Regions from separate parts of the Homo sapiens genome. Here region 1 is linked to region 2. Evidence: read pairs that join two places in POLR2A ChIA-PET (ENCODE). Cell type or tissue: A673. All regions are shown on one strand. Each heading gives the region's core, and the rest is flanking DNA. Links, peaks and the distances in the headings are about the cores only.

Region 1 (10,445 bases), core at 1,117-9,116, 52 kb before region 2:
GCATTGAGAAATAACAAATCTTCAGCTTCCCATCAGACCCCTGAGAACTGGGCCTAGCCAGATTATACAAGAACTCCACATGCCAGTGAGCCTGTGACCTACAGACCATGCAGAGCCTTCCATCCATCTCTTACCCCGGGCACATGAGCCCAGCAAGAAAATTATATTTAAAAGATGAAGATCAAAAGGAAGGCAAAACTGTGTGCATCCGGAATCCCTTTATTAGAGACCAAATTTAGTTAAGATCCGTCTTTTCTACTTTATTATAGTACAGAAGGATAAATAAAAGATGGTGAACCCGAGCCCTCTCCTTGGCTGTTCATTAAGAAAGACCATTTTGATTTTGAGCAATCTCAGCCAGGTGTGGGAGGGACCACAGTCATCCTCAAATGATACCGTTGATGGTGGAGAAATTAACCAAAGTCCACAGGAGAGAGCACAGACACATTTTTCTTCTTGGAAATTTTTGTTTGTTTGTTTGTTTGTTTGTTTTTGAGACAGGGTCTTGCTTTGTCACCCACTGCACTCCAGCCTGGGTTTGTTTGTTTGTTTGTTTTTGAGACACAGTCTTGCTCTGTCACCCAGGTTGAAGTGCAATGGTGCTATCTTGGCTCACTGGAACCTCCACCTCCCGGGTTCAAGCGATTCTCCTGCCTCAGCTTCCTGAGTAGCTGGGATTACAGGCGCCTGCCACCACACCTGGCTAATTTTTGTATTTTTAGTAGAGACAGGGTTTCCCCATGTTGGTCAGGCTGGTCTCGAACTCCTGACCTCAAGTGACCCACCCACCTCGGCCTCCCGAAGTGCTGGGATTACAGGCATGAGCCACCGTGCCTGGCCACTTCTTGGAAATTGAGTTGCTAAGGAATCTCTTCAGATCTCATGTCTGTTGTCTTGGGGCATTTACGTATAAGTGGCCCGTAGCTGTCAAAGGGCTTTAAAGGGTTTGAAAGCAGGTGTAGTGGACAGAGGCACATCTCAGAAATCCCCATTGCTGGCAGGGACAAAGTTCAGATAATGCCCACAGCATGTTATTGCAGAAAAAGAAAGCCTCTGGCAGGATTCTGTAATAACACTCTGTATCTGTGGTCTGTTTTCATCCGAGGATCTCAAAACATTTTCAAGCATTAATTAAACTTCACAACGATCCAAGGCCGTGGGTATAATTAGACCCATTTCTTAGCTGGGTCATTTGAGGCCCATTAAGATGAACCGATTTGCTTAGAGCCTTGGAACCCGACTTTCCTGTTTTGAACCTCAGCTTGCCAAATGTCTCCAAATCAGAGAGGAACATGCACATTTAAGCAAATCTACTCAGAAACCAGTTACTTAACGAATTCTTGGACAAACCCTCAATGGGTCTCCGTGACCACTGTGTTATCATGTTCTTTCATCACAACCAATTAACCAAGGTATTTTTTACATGCCTTTATGAAAAGTCACTGTATGGAAATATTGAAAGGCAGGAGGTTGGTCTCAAGAAGCAGTGAAAAGTGCCCCTTTCTCATGGCCTGAAACTGACTCCCTCCTGGGCGTAAAGGAGACTCCGGTGTGCTGTTGGTTTCCCATCATTTTGCCAGAAGGCTATAAGATGTCTTTTCATCTTAAGTTACATAAGTATCCAACAAATAAGAAGTCTGTTATTACAACAGCAACCATACTGGAGGGAAAAAGGGTTGATTTATTCCGAATATCTGCACTTAACAGTTTTGATGTCTTTTAAGAGACTTCCGAGTTTTAGGAGGGAGAAAAAAAATGCACAAACATTCTTTTAAAAATGCAACCTGGCTGTGGCTAATGTTGTCTGGCCAGAAAGCTATTGTTCATAAGCCCAGGGCCGCGCAGTTATCATTCATCCTGGGATGCATCGACTTGCCTTCTTCCTGCCGACAAGCTGCTTATGCAAAGCAGCCCCCAGTATTCGTATGGAGGGTGGGGGTAGGGAGACTCTCATGCGTTTACTTTGAAAAGTCTCCTCCTGACAATCAAAAACATTCTCAGGAAACATGCCTTGCTGTGGATGATCCCCACACCCCCTGCCCTCCTGTCTTCAGAAAAACAAATGAGTGGTTTTTCTACAGAAAGGTGTAGAGGTAACTGAGGGAAGCCTGTGATGGGAGAGGAAATTCCCCGTTTTTCATGTCCCCCTTATAACCGAGGGCCTCCTTCTCCGAGGTGCTCTACTGAGCTTCATCCTTCCACATTCTTTCCCCTTGACTGACTCTCAAAGGATCCATTTCAACGCGGAAGAAAAAACTCCAGCATCTTGGATGATGGTCGCTGATTCTGACACTCAGATATGTTGTCGGTTAAACAGATAGCTTTGGCTCAGTGATATCGGACAATTGACCTCTTGGTGCACAGACTCCCAGCAGCCTCGCTCCCAAAGGGGGTCTTAGGGGAAGCCAGGTCCACAGATCAGGAGCCCCTAGGGGACCTGAGATGGGTCTAGGGTTTCAGTTTCATCTGTGATCTTTTCGGTGAGGTGTGTTCAGTCAGCGACTTCCTAGGAGGAAGCCTTCAGCTGCATGGAAAGAAATTTAAGTTCCTATTCTCTGTCCCCAGAGTCATTTAAATGGGGCCAGTGTCGGAGACCGGAGCGTGATCCTGCGCTGTGCCCGTGTGCGATACCATCTCAGTTGCCACTGAGCTCGGCCTGCTGGGGAGGAGGAAGGTGGCCTGCCCCAGGGAGTCAAGAAATTCAATCCAAGTCCATTTTTAACTCGATGAACATTGATTGACAATTTAGTAGGTCTTACGTGGAATGCAAGGAGGAATACATTAAAAGACAGAGTCTCTGCTGAAGGTAGGAATGTACATAACTAGCATAATGCAAGTGGGGATGTGGTATGTATATTAAGAGGGGCACGAGAATGTGCTGCAGAAATGATTCTATCTTGGAGAAGTGGGGAGGCACTGCAGGTGGATGACAGCTGGATCCTGAAGGGCAAATGCAGTGTCAGTGAATGTAGTAGTGTCTTGATCTGCTGGGGCTGCCATGATGAGCTATTGCAGATGGGGAGGCTTAAACAACAGAAATTGATCCTCTCACCATCCTGGGGCTGGAAGTCCCAGATTAAGGTGTCACAGGGCTGGTTGCTCCTGAGTCTTCTCTCTATGGTTTATAGTTGACTGCTTTCTCCCTGTGTCCTCCAGGGTGGTCTTTCTGTGCGTGTCTGTGTCCTCCTCTCCTCTTACAGGGACATCGATCAGATGGGATTAAGGCCCACCCATGTGATCTCACTGGACTTAAATTACCTCTTCGAAGTCCCTGTTCCCAAAAACAGTGTCACATCCTGAGATATGGGGGGTTAGGACATCAACACATAAATATTTGAGGGACATAATTCAACCCGTGCTAAGGGAGAAAGAGGCCTTTCCATGGAGGGGACAGAGTCAGCAAAGCCAGAAGGATATGAAAGGGCAGGGTCTCTGGCCAGGCTTCTCAGATGCAGAGCCTGAGACAAGGGTTTGGGTCCATGGGATTGATTGACAGAGGGCTTTCAAGAGAAAGAAAGTGAGAGAGGCTAGATGGGGCAGGGGAGGCTCAGCACAGTGGTGGTTTCAGCCCCACAGGGGGCTCTGGAGTGTGACCTGCATCACAGAGTCAGTCCCACAGTGAGGCATGGGGGCCCTTAGACCCCCAGGGTCAGTCAGTCAGTCACTGACTATGGCCCTACCAGGCAGGGTGGTTCTGGTGGGATGTTCCAGGCCAGGTGGCTTTCATGCAGTCAATGTCAATTCTTGGCTCAGGACATGGCTGTCAGTCCTCAGCAGCTTTCATCAGAGACTAGGGGATGCTCCCAGAAGCCAGGCCAACACAGGGGACCTGGATGGTGAGCTTGGGGATGAGAAAGCGGCTGCTCTGCTGTGTTGACCACAGGGCTCTGAAGTGGATGCTGGAAAAGTAGTCGGTCTGGAGAGACTTGAAGGCCAAGCCAGGAATCTGGACTTTGACTGTAGGAGGGGAGTTTCCATCTGAGCTGTGCGGCCGGTCCTGCATACTGCACCCTCTTGTAAACATGTGGATTCACCCCAGGCTCAGCTGGGCCCAGGAAGCTGCAGGTTCCCACCTTCAGGTTTCTCCTGGCCAGGCTGGCCCTCAAAGCTGGGCGTGAAGCAGCTGTTGTCTCCCATGGCCTCTGCTCTCGGCCTCCTCTCTGCCACCGTGGTCTTGCACATGTAGGGACCTCATCAAGGGTTTAACAGGAAACTCATGGGGCCCAGCGCCTGCATCTGGAGAGCCACCTCCCTTCTACTCTTTGGGCTTTTATGAAAAAGAGTCCATTTAAATCTGATGAATAAGTCAAAATGAATTGAATAAATAAACGAATATGTGCATCTCTGCAGAGGATGTGGCTGCCTGGTGGAGAGGCCAGCGGGCCTGCCAAAGAACAAAGGCAGGCGAGGACTGGCCACAGTCCTGGGGCCTGGTGGGGGTATGGAGCCCAGGGGTTATCGAGAGCCAAGGAGGAGTGGAAATATGGTTGGCTTTGCTTCCTTCCCTGTTCATCAGTGGTGGTCCTATTAACACTTGCCCTGTCAGCTCCATCCACGGTTGCTTTGAGTGAAGGCCTCCCAGTGTCATTACCGTCATCACCGCATGTTGGAAAATGATAATGTGTTTGAATTTCCTGAGTACACATGAATTTCCGAGGTCTGAATGTGGCACTGGGTCCCAGGCGAGAAGGGGTTTACACAGGGAGAGTTCTGTTGGGACGCACACGCTCCCATGTGGGTGCCGCTCCGCAGGCCACTGTCCCTCCCAAGAGGCGCAGATATGGGGTCTGGAGCTGCCCGTTGCCAGCAGTTCTTCCTGCTGTGGGTGCTGGCCTTGGTCAGTGCCCACGGAAGGTCTCTTCTCTGGACCCTAAGTGGCCAGTTGGCTAAGGAAGGAAACTAGTATTAACTCATCACTCTACTGAATCCATCTAAGCTCCAGGGATGGAGACATGGGGGTGGAGGGTGGTGCTGACTCAAGTGAAATCTTGCCCCAGCTTTGATTCTGCTTGGACGATGGAGGAGGATCCCAGGAAAGTCTCCTCACCCCTACCCCTAGGGTGGCTTAGGAATGCACTGACATTTTGGTTTCCTCCTTCCAAAAATAATAATTTGCACATAACAGACAATTTCTTTCAAAAACAGAGACCCATGTTATAAAAAGGGCAACACCCTGCTAGAGATAGACCACCTCATGGTGGAAACAAATAGCTTGTTTTATAAACTGTACTCCATTCCTTATAGAAATTGTGTTTCCTCTCCAGTGTACCCCGCAACCCTGATGCACCAGATGGACATTGATGGGGAGTGTCTGCAGATCTAACGGGAGCTCAGCTTCACGTTCGACTTGGGTGGCAGCTATGCCATGTGGAACTGTAAAGATTCTGGTACTCGATTTTTATAAAACTACGATACTTATTTTTAAAACTGACAGGCAAAGGAAGAGAGGCAGAAATGCTAATTTAACTCAAGCTGACTTTTTTTTTTTTTTTTAGCTGACTTTGAGACATGACAGAAGTCTGGAAAAGATAAAGCAACAAGTTCAAACGTATAACGCTTACTTTTACTCCGCATCAAAGCAAACCAAACATCGAGAAGACCTATATGCAGAGCTAAAATACTCAATTGATCCTTTTTTTCCCCACTGACCGGCTCCTGGGAAACATGGATGCCTCAGCCTCTTAAATAACGCTGCTAACAGCGGGCCAATTGTGCAGCAGGACGGGCACTGCCCCAGGTAGCCGATAACTTCCTGTGTTGAAACGATGACTTGGAGATTTCATCATGATATCTTTGCACACCAGGAAATATCATCTTTCAGACCTGCCATTTCTTAATCGGTGAGAATGCTATTAAAGTCGATGTCTTAATTAAGCCTAGCATTAGCCAAGGAATTACAGGCATCCGAAGGCTTAGCTGTCTGGTGGGATCCAGTTTCATGAGGCAGGATTAGGTGCACGGCTGGGAACTCCAAGGGGGAGATCCCTGGCTGCGAAGAGAACAGGAACATCTCTGGAGAAACCTGCAGGGTGTGCCTGGTGGGCAGGAACTCAGAAACTCTCTTTGCCTCTCCAGCCTCTTTAACCCATTTTATTACAATTGGTCAGTTTGTTTATGCTATAAATGAATATGTACAGCCAGGCTCCTCGGACTTCTAGGCCTTTGTTTAACTCCTCTGGCCTCTGTTTTCAATCTGAGAAATGGGTTTCATTCTCAAGTGCCCAAGTAGACTGATCACAAACAGCTCTGAAATCTAACTTTGGAGTATGGGACGTAGTACTGAGCCAGGGGGCTGAGCCCTGGGCTCTGGCCTGGCCCCACCACCCCCAAAGCATTTGCACCATGGAGTGTTAAGATTGAGAGGTAAGGGTAGGAAAGCTTTCTGGTCTTGAACTCCTGGGCTCCAGCAATTCTCCCACCTTGGCCTCCCAAAGTGCTGGGATTAAAGGAGTGAGTCACTGTGCTGGAGTGGAGTGTTGCTGTCATGGCTCACTACAGCCTCGAACTCTTGGGCTCAAGCGATCCTCCTACCTCTCAGCCTCTCAAGTAGCTGGGACTGCAGGAGTGCCACCATGCCTGGCTAATTTTTCTATTTTCAGTAGAGATGGGGTTTCACCATGTTGCCCTGGCTGGTCTTGAACTCTTGGGCTCAAGCAATCCTCCCACTGCTGCCTCCCCAAGTGCTGAGATTACAGGTGTGAACCACCATACCTGGCCAGGAAAGCTTTCTGAACACCTGAATTCATGTACCTAGGTAAATGATTATTATTAGCAAAGCAAGGAGAGCTGCCTCCATCTGCTTAGGGTGTTATAACAAAATACCACAGACTGGGTGGCTTAAACAACAGAATTTTCTCACAATTCTGGAAGCCAGACGTCCAAGACCAAGGTTCCTGTTGGGTTTAGCTCCTGGTGAGGGCTCCCTTCCTGGCTGCCAGACTGCCGCCTTCTTGCTGTGTCTTTGCATGGTGGAGGAAGAGAGGGAGTAGGCTGTCTGGTGTCTCTTGCTCTTCCTATAGGGCCACAGTCCTATCAGACTAGAGCTACACCCTAATTTGACCAGGGCCACACTTGATCAGTGGCCCTCCAGGGATGACCAACCACCTGTCCAGACCCTTCCAGGCTAGAGGCTGGGGCTGCTGAGTGGACCCTGAGCCTGACGCAAGAGTAGGCAGAGCCATGCTACTCCTGCCCACCGGGTGGCTGTCAGCACCAACTATGGGGACCCGGAACCCATGTGCCATGCATAAGGAAGTGGTTACATCCCTCTGGCCATATTTCCGGGGAACTCTGCTTCCTCTTGACAGCACAAGGACTCAGGGGCTGTGAGCACATAAGCAAGTCCTTCCTACCCCAGGTGCTCACACCATGGGGACACCTGTCCTGACGTCAGTCCCCAGTTCTCACAAAAGCTCATGGCCATTCCTTTTTTCTAAGTAAATCTCAGGCTGCATCAATTGTAACAGTGACAATGATTATAATGATAATAATAAAATTTTAAAAGGCTGGCCTGGTATTGCCAGTGTCTTGTGTCTGGCACCAACACTGTGTCTACTTGGAATCACCATAAGATGAGACAAATTCTACGCCATTTCCTCAGCTCCCAGTGCACAGAGGCCTGGAGATTTTGCTGGACTAGAGAGAGGACTTTCTCCTGAATGTTCTACACTCTGTGCCTGGAGTCCCACGGGCCAATGCACCTCCTGGCCTGGTGGGAAGGGACACGAAGCACTGGCCTCCCCTATCCTGTGGGATTGGCCCCCTTAAGTGATGCTGGAGTCCTGAGCCCTGGTACCCATGAACGGGAATGTGACCTTGTTTGGAAATAGGGTCTCTGCAGATGATTAAGATGAGGTCATTAGGACGGGCACTAATCCAACATGACTGTGGCCCTCATGAAAAGGGGAAATCACACAGAGGGGCAACCAAGGGGAGACGCAGGGAGAGGAGGCCATTGACAAGCCAAGGAGTGCGTGGGGCCCCCAGCAGCGAAGGAGAGGCGTGGCACGGGTTTCCCTCAGACAGAACCAACCCTCCTGGCACCTTCAGTATGGACCTGGGGCCTCCGGAACTGTGAGTGGATACATTTCGATTGTTAGGCCACTCGGTCTGTGGGCCTTGTTATGACATCCTGAGCAGGGGACTGCATCCTGTGGGCCAGTCATTCCCCTCCTACTTGTGGGGGCTGGTAAACCTGCAGGTTGGAGCTGCCCTTTGGAGAGAGGCGTCCCCTGGGGACAGAGGATGGGATGCTAGCCTGTCCATAGAGAGAAACCCCGGTGCTCCTGGGGTTCCCACCCCGTCGCACTGCCAGGGCTACGGGAAGGATGCTTGCTTGCCCCCTCCCATGGCAGGTACTCCATGCGCCTTTGGTTTGCAGGTGAGGGAAATTCGAACTGGAGGTGGCTTTGCTGGAGCCTGTGGTTGGGCTGAGCAGCCTACACCCCCCTCTGAGGCAGCAGCAGAAATCAGGGGTGACCAGGGGCAGGCCCGATGTCACCACCCTCTTCACATCATCACTGGCAGGGCCAACTGGGCACAGCCTGGACAGGTTCTCAGAGCCCCTCAGCTTCTTCCTGCAGGGACCCCCTAGGAAGGTAGCCAAGAGCTCAGCCACCTGACAAAGCCAGCACCCACACTTCGCCTCTCAGGGGACAGAATGCTGGGAGGGTGACTCTCGCATGGTGGCTCCTGGCTGGAGGGGTCACTGGGTGGGGTCGGCTCTGTGTCTCCACTGCCCAGCCTGCCCAACAAAGTGTCTGTTGTTTCCAGGACAGGCACACAGTAGGGTCCGTTTTGTTGCTGTTGAAGAAGAAGAAAAAGATCTCTAATAAGCCCCATTAAGACTTGAGTCAACACAGTCCCTAGAGGTCCAGGAGTGGCCAAAATGTCTGCGTGTAGCCATGTCCCTGTGTCTGGCAAGGAGAGTGTGAGGACGAGGCATGAGGTCCTGGGAGTTCTGGGGAAAGAAAGCAGTTGGGAAGGGGCCACCGTGTGCCCAGCCACGGGTCTGTGGTGATGGTGGCTGGGATGTGCCTGTCACTCCTTCACCTGACAAGTCCTGAAAGCCAAGGCGCTCGCATGGTGCTGGATGCTGAGTCCAAGGACTAGAGGGACCCTCGTGGTCCTGCAGGTGCTCCCAGTGAGGTAGAAGGGGATGCTGGGCTTCTGAGCGCAGGTGGGCGGTGTCCACCTGGGGACTCTAGGGACAGGAAGATGGTAATGGGATGGCCAAGGTGAGACACCAAGGTGGCATTTGCTGCTGCCAGAGCCCATCATCTAACAGAAGGAAGCAACTCTGTGTGTGTGTGAGCATGTGTGTGTGTGAGCATGTGTGAGCGCGTGTGTGAGCCTGTGTGAGCACGTGTGTATGTGAGTGTGTGAGCCTGTGTGTATGTGTGTGTGAGCCTGTGCATGACCATGTGTGTGAGTGTGTGTATGTGAGCGTGTGTGTGAGCATGTTTGTGTGTGTGGGCCTGTGTACATGAGTGCGTGTGTGTATGTGAGTGTGTGTGAGCGTGTGTGAGGATGTGTTATGTGAGCATGTGTGTGTGAAAGCATAAGTGTGCATGTGTGTGTCAGCATGTGTGTGAGAGCGTGTGGGTATAAGCATGTGTGCGCATAAGCATGTGTGTGCATGACAGCATGTGTGTATGTGTGTATTGTGAGCGTGTGTGAGGGCATGTGTGTGTATGTCAGTGTGTGTGAGTATGTGTGTGAGTATGTGTGTGCATGTGAGCATGTGTGTGAGCATATGTGTGCATGTGTGTGAGCATGCGAGAGTGTGTGTGTGAGAAAGCGTGTGTGTGGATGCGAGCGTGTGTGAGCGTGTGTGTACCAGAGGGCCTTCCTAGAATAAGTGACACCAACACCAACTTATGCCTTGAAGGCGGAAGAGGAAGGCAGTCTGGCCAGTGGGAGAGGGTGGGCACCCCAGGTCAAGGGCCCAGCAGGAGAAACGGCGCTGAGGCATGACCTGGTGCAGTTGTTGGTCCCGCTGCCAAAACAGGCGGATGGCTTAAACTACAGGCATTTGTCTTCTCACAGTTCTGGAGGTTGGAAGTCCAAGATCAAAGTGTTGGCAGGGTTGGTTTTCCCTGAGGCCTCTTTCTTGGCTTGTAGATGGTATCTTCTCCCTGTGTCCTCACAGGGTTGACCATCTGTGTGTGTCTGTGTCCTCATCTACTCTTCTTATAGGGACACAGTCATATGGGATTAGGGCCCATGCTGGGGACCTCATTTTAACTTAATTACTCCTAAAAGCCCTATCTCTAAAGCAGTCACATTCTGAGGCACCGGGGTTAGGACCTCTACATATGAATTCTGGGGACACAATTGGGCCCGTCACACATGGGGTGGGCTCCAAGGGAAGTTGGTGCAGTGGTCCTAGCTCTTGTGACCGCATAAGCTCCAAAGGCTTGTTGGTATTCAGACCTGAGGAATCA
Region 2 (10,445 bases), core at 1,500-9,499:
GGACTTAAGCAGAGGGTCTGGACCTGGCATACAGAGGACTAGCCCAAGGTCAAGGCCGGAGACATGGCTGGGACCTGGCTGGCCTCTTCCTGACATTGGAAGCCATGGCCCAGGGCATGTCAGACTTAAGGGTAGCCACGACGTAGGACATGAGGGAGGGACCTTGGGGATTTCTAGGGCCAGCACCCTCAGACTTTCTAGCAAAACTCTGGCCTTTGCTCCCTCCCAATGCTTCTGATTCCTATACATTCATTCAGTCATTCAACAAACATCTGTGGACAGGAATGCTGGGGACACAGCTCTGAACAAGAAAAACTCAGCCCTGGCCTTGGGCGCTTGCCTTCTAGGGTGAGACAACGATAAGTAAGCAACCACGACACAGGAAGAGACTTGTCGGGGAGTGGAAGTGCTCCCAGGAGCATCAACTTCGCCTGTGGGCTGGGAAAGTGTGCACTGTCCCAGACAGACAGACCAGGATCTGGTGATGTTCCCAGGAGCCAGGCACGAAGGTGAAGCATCCCCAGCTCCCAGACACATGTACCTTGACAGGAAGCAAATCCTAGGCCTGAAACACCCGATACCCCAAATCCTAGGCCTGAAACACCCGATACCCCAAATCCTAGGCCTGAAATCCCTGATGCCCCAAATCCTAGGTCTGAAACCCCTGATACCCCGAATCCTAGGCCTGAAATCCCTGATGCCCCAAATCCTAGGCCTGAAACACCCGATACCCCAAATCCTAGGTCTGAAATCCCCGATACCCCAAATCCTAGGCCTGAAATCCCCAATGCCCCAAATCCTAGGCCTGAAATCCCTGATGCCCCAAATCCTAGGCCTGAAACACCCGATACCCCAAATCCTAGGCCTGAAACCCCCGATACCCCAAATCCTAGGCCTGAAATCCCCGATGCCCCAAATCCTAGGCCTGAAATCCCCGATGCCCCAAATCCTAGGCCTGAAATCCCCGATGCCCCAAATCCTAGGCCTGAAATCCCCGATGCCCTAAATCCTAGGCCTGAAACCCACGATGCCCCAAATCCTAGGCCTGACACACCCCATACCCCAAATCCTAGGCCTGAAACCCCTGATGCCGCAGTCCTAACTCCGGGAAGCAAATAAAGACTTCCTGCCAGAGGACTTAGAAAGTGGGAGCGTTTACTGATGCTCTTTCTGCTCATTGGTCATTATTGTGCTTCTCAACAGTATCAAACAGTGAAACTTAAGAGTTTGAGCGGCCTTGCCTCCTGGATCTTGTCTTTGCCTTTAGAATTGTAATTATAGGATGTGTGTGATTTTTTTCCCACTTAACATGTCGTGAATATTTTCCATGTCTATGTAATCCTTTAAAAGCTATTTACAATGATTACATAATGTTTGGGACGTGTCATGATTTGCTTTCCATTTTACCTCCTGTTAGATGCCAAGGTCATAGGGTGGAGTCTCAGACCCACCCCAGCCTGGTTTATCATTTCATTGCCCTCAGCAGGAGCCACGCCGAAGTGTCAGATGTACCTCACCTGCCTCTTCCTCCTGAAGGATCTTAGGCTTTCAGCACAGGAGGGGGGTTAGGGATCTTCTGTTCCCATCCTTTTATTTTCTCAGCTGAGAAAACTCAAGACCTTGTCCAAGATCACAGGGCAAGTGAGTGATAATCCCTCTATGGTGAAAATGATGGAACTGCACTGAAATACATCAAAGAGTGGAAGGATTTCTTTTTGTACTGGAACTGTGCTGAATCTGTATACAATTTGGGGGAGAACCATACCTCTAAGATACTGAGTCTTTTATCAAAAAAATGCTCATCCGGGCGTGGTGGCTCATGCCTATAATCCCAGCACTTTGGGAAGCTGAGACGGGGGGATCATGAGGTCAAGAGATTGAGATCATCCTGGCCAACATGGTGAAATCCCATCTCTACTAAAAACACAAAAATTAGCCAGGCGTGGTGGTGCACTCCTGTAATCCCAATTACTCAGGAGGCTGAGCCAGGAGAATCACTTGAACCCAGGAGGCGGAGGTTGCAGTGAGCCAAGATTGTGCCTCTGCACTCCAGCTTGGCAACAAAGTGAGACTCCGTCAAAAAAAAAAAAAGCGCCATTTGGATACATCTTTGTTAGATTTATTCCCAGTTTATTTACATATATGTATGCATCATATACCTGTGTTTGTTGATGTTGCTGTTGTAAGTGGCATCTTTTTAAGACTTGTGTTTGCTAGTTGTTGCTGCTTTATAGAAATGCAATTGAGGTTTATATGCTGGTTTTGTACCCACCCACTTTATTTAAATGTCTTATTGATAATTTTCCATAGGTTCTTTTCAGGTTTCTATGTAGACAGTATTTTCATTTGTAACTAAGAAGAGTTTTCTGTGTCTTTCTTCCTTTATATTTTCTTTTCATGTCTTACTGCACAGGTTAGCAACTCCAGTTTGGTGTTATACAGAAGAGTCTGGGACGTGGTCTTAGCAGGAATGCTTTTAATTTTTCTCCAAGCATGATGGTTATTGCAGGTATTTTTGGGAGAGGCTCTTTTGTGGTCTTAACAGGAATGCTTTTAGCTTTTCTCCAAGCATGATGGTTATTGTAGGTATTTTTGGGAGAGACTCTTTATCAGATGAAGGAAATTCCCTTCTATTCCTATTTTGCTAAAATTTTCAAACCATGATTGGATATGGACATTTATTGAATGCTTTCTTTTTCATTTACTAAGATATAATTTGCTTTTTTAATCTGTTATTGTGGTAAATTACATTAATTAGATTTTTATATCTAATTAATAGATTTAAATCTAATTAACATATTTGTATAAATCAGGCTTGTATTCCTGGGATAAACCTGACTTGTATGTGATTTATTACTCATCATTTAGAACTCTACATTTCCTTATAAGTATTGTGTGTGTTGCATCTGATAATTTGTGATATGGAATCTTTTTAAAAAATCACTCCATTTGGCTGGATTATGCCTGTAACCCCAGCACTTTGGGAGGCTGAGGTGGGTGGGTTGCCTGAGGCCAGGAGTTCAAGACCAGCCTGGCCAACATGATGAAACCCCGTCTCTACTAAAAATACAAAAATTAGCCAGGCGTGGTGGCACTCGCCTGTAATCCCAGCTACTCAGGAGGCTGAGGTAGGAGAATCGCTTAAACCTAGGAGGCAAAGGTTGCAGCGAGCTAAGATCATGTCACTGAACTCCAGCCTGGGTGACAGAGTGAGATTCTGTCTCTAAAAACAAACAAACAAACAAACAAAAAGAGGCCAGGTGCAGTGGCTCATACCTGTAATCCCAGCACTCTGGGAGGCCGAGGTGGATAATGAGGTCAGGAGTTCGAGACCAGCCTGACCAACATGGTGAAACCCCATCTCTACTAAAAATACAAAAATTAGCTGGGTATGGTGGCAGGTGCCTGTAATTCCAGCTACTCAGGAGACTGAGGCAAGAGAATTGCTTGAACCCAGAAAGTGGAGGTTGCAGTGAGCTGAGATTGTGCCATTGCACTCCAGCCTGGTCAATAGAGCGAGACTCCATCTCGAAATTAAAAAAAAAAAAATCACTCCAGTTGTGCATTGTTAGTGTATAGAAATAAGATTAATTTTTGTGTGGTGATCTTCTATCTTAGGACCTTGAAAACCTGCTTGTTAGTTCCAGGAGTCTTTTTTTAAAAAAATATAGGCTTCTTGGGATTTTCAGTGTGGTTATGTTGCCTGAGGACAGGGACAGTTTTATTTCTTTCCAATCTGCAAGGCTTTCATTTCTTTTTTCTTGTCTTATTTTATTGGCTAAGATTTCTACTATGATATTGAATAGAATGGTGAGAGTGTCTATGCTTGCCTTGTTCCCAATCTTTGGGGGAAAGTCTTTACTTATTAAGCATGATGCTAGATATAGGATTTTTGTTGATGTCCTTTATCAGATGGAAGAAGTTCCCTTCTATCGGTATTTTGCTGAGAACTTTATCATGAATGGATGCTTCATTTTGTTAAATGCTTTTTCTGTGTCTGTTGAAATGATCATATGTTTTTTCTTTAGGTTATTGATAAGGTGGATTCCACTGATGGATATTTGAGTACTGAACCATCCTTGCCTTCTGAGAATAAACCCCACTGGGTGGTGGTGTATTTCATATAATGCTGGACTTTATTTACGGATATTTTGCTGAGGACTTCTGTGTTTGTGTTTATGTAGGAATCTGGTCTGTAGTTTTCCTTTTTGGTACAGTCTTTTTCTAGTTTTGAGGCAATGCTCATATAATGTGTCATGAAGTAGTCTTTAATCTTTTATTTTCTGGGTAACAATCAATGTTATTTCTTCTTTCAATGTTTGGTAGAATTAGCCAGTGAAACCATGTGGGACTGGATATTTATTTTTTGAAAACAAATAGAAAACTATGCATTAAACGTGTTTAATAGTTATAGGAGTATTCAAGTTATTTATTTAATCTTGGATGAATTTTGGTAGTTTGTGTCCAAGAAATTCATTCATTTTGTCTAAGATGTAGAATTTAGGTGCACAGAATTGTTCATAGTATTCCTTTCAATCATTATTGACACCTGTGAGGTATTCTTTTCTCTTTGTTAGTTTGCTAAAGCTTCATCAATTTTATCGATCTTTTTAAAGAGCCATATTTTGGTTTTATTGATTTTTCTCTTTGGTTTTTCTGATTTCAATGTCATTGATTTCTGTTCTTGTCTTTATTATTTCCTTCCTTCTGTTTACTTTGGATTTATTTTGCTCTTCCTTTTCTAGTTTCTTAAGAATAAAAGCTTAGCTTATTGATTTGAGACGTTTCTTCTTTATAATAGCATTTAATACTATAAATTTCCCTCTAAGCCCTGCTGTAGCTGCTTTTCATACATTTTGACATGTTGTATTTTCATTTATGTTTAGTTCAAAATGTTTTGAAGTTTCTCTTGAGACTTTGAGTCATACATTATTTCAAAGTGTGGTGTTTAACTTCCAAGCGCTTGAATATTTTTCTCTGATTTTTCTGTTATTAATTTGTAGTTTAATTGCATTATAGGACATATTTTGTATAATTTAAATTCCCTTAACTTTGTTAATGTTTGTTTTATGACATAATATAGTCTGTCTTGCTGAATACTCCATGTGCACTTGAAAAATATGTTTTATGCTTTTTTGGGTAGAATGCTCTTTTTTTTTTTTTTTGAGGCAGGGTCTCACTCTGTTGAAGTTATGTGATCATAGCTCACTGCAGCCTCAAACTCTTGGGCTCAAGAGATCCACCCTCCTCAGCCCCCCAAAGTGCTGGGATTGCAGGCAAGAGCCACCACCCCTGGTTGGCAGAATGTTCTAAATGTCTCATAGATCCAGATGATAATAGTATTGTTAGGTTCTTCTCTATCCTTGATGATTTTCTATTAGTTCTGTTATTGAGGGAGGAGTGTTGAAGTTTCCAACTATTAACTATGGATTTATCTATTTCTTTTTTCAGTTCTGTCAGTCTGTAAGCTTTATGTCTTTGGAAGCTCTGCTCTTAGGTGATACACATTTGGGGTTTTTGTAGTGTCCGTAGTGAATTGATTCTTTTTTTCTTTTTTTTTTTTTTTGAGATGGAGTCTCGCTCTGTCGCCCAGGCTGGAGTGCAGTGGCGCCATCTCGGCTCACTGCAACCTCTGCCTTCCGGGTTCAAGCGATTCTCCTCCTCAGCCTCCTGAGTAGCTGGGATTACAGGTGGGCATGACCATGCCTGGCTAATTTTTGTATTTTTACTAGAGACGGGGTTTTACCATGTTGGTCAGGCTGGTCTCAATCTCTTGACCTCATGATCCACCTGCCTCGGCCTCCCAAAGTGCTGGGATTATAGGCATGAACCACCACGCCTGGCCTGATCCTTTTTAGCAGAATGTAATGCCCCTTTTTATGCTGGAGCTTTTCTTTGCTCCAAAGTTGACTTTGTCTGAAATTAATGTAGCTACTCAACACACAGCGAGTTTTTAATTTTAGTAATTACATTTTTCATTTCTAGAAATTCTGCCTTTTTTCAAAACTTGTTGGTCATTTTTTATGGATCCCTCGATCATGTTTTAAGTTTCACTTTTATTTCTTTAAACATATTAAACATATTTATATTATTTTTTATGTTTGATAATTTCAATTTTGAACTCTTTGTGGGTTTGATTTTGCTGTCTCTTACTTCTGCTAGATTTATTCTAATGTGTTGCAATTTTTGTCTGTGAGCTACTAATTTTCCATAAAGCTCTATCTATAGGAAGTTTTCGGGGCTAGGTTTGAAGTGGCATCTACTTTCGTTGCTCCCAACAGCTCTGAGTAGGTGGATATCACTTCCATTTTACAGATAAGAAAACTGAAACTCAGAAAGGCTGAGTGACTTGCCCAAGCTTCACTTTGACTCAGGGTGGCGTGGCGCACGCCTGAGCTGCAATCCTGTGGCACACAGATCACCTGGAGTTGAATGATAAATGCAATAAATCACACCCTGGTGCTCCTGGAAGCCCCACTGTGTGCAGCACCGTTCTCTCAGTTGCACAGTCTTTTCTTCCATGCTTCTTTCTCAGGGTGGCTCCATTCTTGGTTGTAGGCTGGTGAGGATGCTCCCGGGTGCGCCTGAGCCTTGCCAGATGCGCTATGAAACTGAGTCAACTTTTGGAGAGGATGGTGACAATAATGAGAAAGTAGTCACCACACACGACTCTGCCATCGTCTTCTTGCACTCCACCTCTCCCTCCTCGATGGTACCCAGATGCCATGACTCAGCGTGCAAGACCTGGTGTTCTGAGAAGCACCCGGGAGTGCAGGAGAGGTTAGCATCTCACAGATACACTTTTAAAAAACGTCGGTGAGATTCGTTTAACATCGATTAATCATTTTCAAGTGAACAACTCGGTGGTATTTAGTACATTAATGAGTTGTGCAACCACCACCTCCCTCAAGATCTAAAACATTGTCCTCACCCCAAACGCCCTGGAGCCATTGAGGAGTTGCTCCTCATCCTCTGCCACCCTCTACCATGGGGTAAACTTTTAACAGTGGGAGAGGAGTGACAGGCAGCCAGGCTGACAAACCCCCTCCTCCTTACTCTCTGTGGGCCACTTGGAGGTGCGGCTCCTGCTGGGACAGCTGGGGTGCTTCTGCCCAGGACCCCTCTGGTTCCCTCGTGTCGTCGTGCCTGTGCCTTCTTCATGGCCCTCTTCCTCACTCCCCCGCCTTGGCTGACCCCTCCCTCAGCCAGGGTCGGCACCAACGTCCTGGCCTCAGGCTCCGCGTCCTAGAGCAGAGCTTCTCAAAGCATGCGGTGCAGGGGAGATCAGGGGATCTTATCACAATGCACATTCTGGCTTACTGGGTCCAAGTGGGCCAGTCTAACAAGCTTCCACGTGACGTCAATGTGGCTGGTCGCTTGACCACGTTTTGAGTGGCCCAGCTCCAGAGGCCCCTGACTAAGACAAGTGTCAGCTGTGCTGGTGGAGCACAGGACACTGCCCCGTGGAACAGTGCCCGAGGCTGAGTGGCGGGCACTGTGCCTGTCTTCCAGAGGATGGCATTGGGGCTTGTGTGAGTGTCCTGGGCTGCTGAAACAAGGTTCCACACACAGCAGGGCTGAAAGCAACAGAGTTTCCTTCTCTCACAGTTGTGGAAGCCAGAAGTCCAAAATCAAGGTGTCGGCCAGGTTGGTTCCTCCTGGAGGCTCTCTGAGGGGCTACGGGAGGCTGTGGGCAGTCTTCAGTGTTCATCCCCCCAATCTCCTCCTCTGTCTTCACTGGCCTTCTTCCCTCGGTGTGTCCATGTGCCCCCGAATCTCCCTCTCCTTGGAACAATGCTAGGCCTTTTACCTGGGGCCCACCCGAACCCAGAACGACCTCATCTTCACTTGATTACATCTGTCAAGACCTTATGTCCAAAGAAGGGTGCATTCACAGGCTCGGGGGTTAGGATGTGGACGTAACTTTTTATGGGGACACAATCCAACCTCATACAAGGCCCAAGGGAATGCTGCCAGCTAAGAGTGGGTGCCGGGCTGCAAACATCACAGTTGCCCCTTTCTTCCTGCCCACTGCTGCTCCCGGTGACGGTGACGCAGGACCTGCCTCGAGGGCTGGAGGCTCAGGAGAGGAGGGGCTGGAGGCTTAGGAGAGGAGACAGAAACTGCCTTCATCAGAGGCTTTGACACAAGGGCATACTGACCCCTCCCCTGAAGGACCTGCTCACTTTGGGCACAGTGGGGTACTCCTAGTCATCCTTCAAAACCCAGCTCAGAAGTCCCCTTCCCTGAATGTTGAATCTAGGCAGGTTTCCTCTCAGTTTCTGCTGTGACCACAGAGCATTTTTTTTTTTTTTTTGAGACGGAGTCTTGCTCTGTCGCCCAGGCTGGAGTGCAATGGCACGATCTTGGCTCACTGCAAGCTCCACCTCCCAGGTTCATGCCATTCTCCCGCCTCAGCCTCCCAAGTAGCTGGGAATACAGGCGCCCACCACCATGCCCGGCTAGTTTTGTTTTTGTATTTTTAGTACAGACGGGGTTTCACCGTGTTAGCCAGGATGGTCTCAATCTCCTGACCTCATGATCCGCCTGCCTCCGCCTCCCAAAGTGCTGGGATTACAGGCGTGAGCCACTGTGCCCAGCCGACCACAGAGCATTTTATCTTCCGCTTGATTACTCTCCCATCAGCCAACAGCAACAGCACGGCCACCTGGCAGGTGCTCAGACCCCAAACCTCGTAGTTGTCCATGGTGTTGCTCTTTTGGTCCCATCCTGCAGCTCAGCGATGTCCGTCAGCATGACTGAGACCTACGTCCAGAACCCCGCATCGCCCCCGCTTCAGCCTCGCTCTGTGGTGCTGCTGGCCTCTCCGTGGCTGCTCTTCCTCCTCCCCGCTTGCCCCTCACCTGGCTCTCCCCATCTTGGCCAGGGCAGGCCTGGCACAGACTCTGTCCAGGCCACTTCTCTTTTAAGGCTCCCCCAAGCCCACAGTTCAACTCCCACGTCCTTAGCATGCTCGGGAAAGATGCCCTGCTCTGGGACTTGGCAGTGGCCGCCCTGCCTGCTTCTCCTCCTCCTTCAGTCCCTGCCCAGCCACCACTCTGCCTCCTTGCTAGGCCTTGGGAAATCGGGCACACTTCTCATTCAAGCCCATGGCACTGACTGCTTTCTGTACCCGGAGCAGTCCTCCCCTGGGGAGTCCCACTACCTCCCTGCAGTTGTAAGCTCCTCACAGCGGCCTTCCTGGGCTGCCCTGCAGACAACGGTGTCCCCATCACCCTGGAGCCTTTGCCCCTGCTTCATTCTCTCCATAGAGCTGTGCTCCACCGGGCGTTCTGTTACCTGCGGACTATGGCTTTCAAATCCATCTCCCTTACCGGAAATGCAAGGTACGTGATGGCAGAGACTAGAACAGTGCCTGCTCCTGCAACATGCTTGTGCTGGGCTGGAAGGTGACCCCACAGAGTCCATGGCCTTTTAGGACCTCAGGGTTCTCCCATGGAAATAGGGTGGGTGCAGACAGAAGAAGATGTAATAAGCTAGCACGAGGTCAGAATGGAGTGGGGTGGGCCCTAAATCCAATGGGTCCTTTGAAGAAGAAGGACATTTGATTACAGGGACGCAGACAGGAGGAGGCCACGTGACTATTGAAGGTGAGACTATTGGGCCATGAGCCAAGCAATGCCAAGGGTGCCACCAACCACCAGAAGCCAGACAAGGCAAGGTAGGATCCTCCCTGGAGCCTTCAGAGACAGTGTGGCTGTGTTAGTCCATTTTCTGTTGTTATAAGTAATTACCTGCGTGATTTATGAAGAAAAGATATTTATTTCTCATAGTTCTGGAGGCTGGGAGGTCCCAGGTTGAGGGGTGCCTCTGATGTGGGGCTTCTTGCTGGCAGGGACTCTCTGCAGAGTCCCGAGGGGCACAGGGCCTCAGATGCCCGGGGGCTCATGAGATATGGCTGAAGTGAGTTTCATCATAGACCCACTCTCGTGATAACTACCCCATTCCCTCCATAAGCCATGAATCCATTATCCCCTGAATGGATTAATCCACTCACGAGGGCAGGATCCTCATGGCCCAGCAACTTCCTGAAGGTCCCACCTCTCAAGACGGCTGCACTGGGAACCATGTTTCCAACACATGAACTTTTGGGGGACACAGTTAAGCCATACTGCATTGTCCCTGCTGACATTTTGATTCTGGATGGCTGGCCTCTGAAACTCTGAGGGAGTAAATGTCTATTGTTTTAAGACACCCAGTTTGTGGGACTTTGTCATAGCAACTACAGGGGATGAAAGCAAGTCTTACATGTCCCAACACATATTCATGGAATGAATGAACCGATGGATGGGTGGCGGGGGATGGACAAGGCAGCGCATTCTACTTCTCTCAGGGGTTTGCCATGACCAGGTGGGTGGGTCCCCCTACCCGTAAGTCACGCAAGCCCGTGAGCTGTGTCTTCTTTGTCTGGGCGTCTCTGCCAC

Evidence for each region. ChIA-PET counts read pairs that join two places held together with the same protein. Peaks named below come from ENCODE experiments on the same cell type or tissue, not always from the same donor. Only the 100,000 strongest peaks of a DNase experiment are listed, where the experiment ranks them.
Region 1: POLR2A ChIA-PET joins it to region 2 with 11 read pairs; 2 of 35 experiments call an interaction of 5 or more read pairs at or near these places.

The regions. Positions count from the first base shown.
Region 1 is chr11:69,595,104-69,605,548 of GRCh38, reverse strand. No RefSeq gene overlaps it. Among named protein-coding and RNA genes, the nearest start is that of CCND1, 41 kb to the left of the region's middle. RefSeq lists enhancers at 3,666-4,166, 4,167-4,667. In A673, for the core only: CTCF peaks have their summits at 6,043, 6,990 and 7,192 (motif pointing right); DNase peaks (open chromatin) are centred at 5,858 and 7,213; H3K27ac peaks cover 6,935 bases.
Region 2 is chr11:69,543,109-69,553,553 of GRCh38, reverse strand. No RefSeq gene overlaps it. Among named protein-coding and RNA genes, the nearest start is that of LINC01488, 67 kb to the right of the region's middle. RefSeq lists a cis regulatory region at 1,204 and an enhancer at 1,132-1,276. In A673, for the core only: no CTCF peak of the experiment used is centred there; no DNase peak of the experiment used is centred there.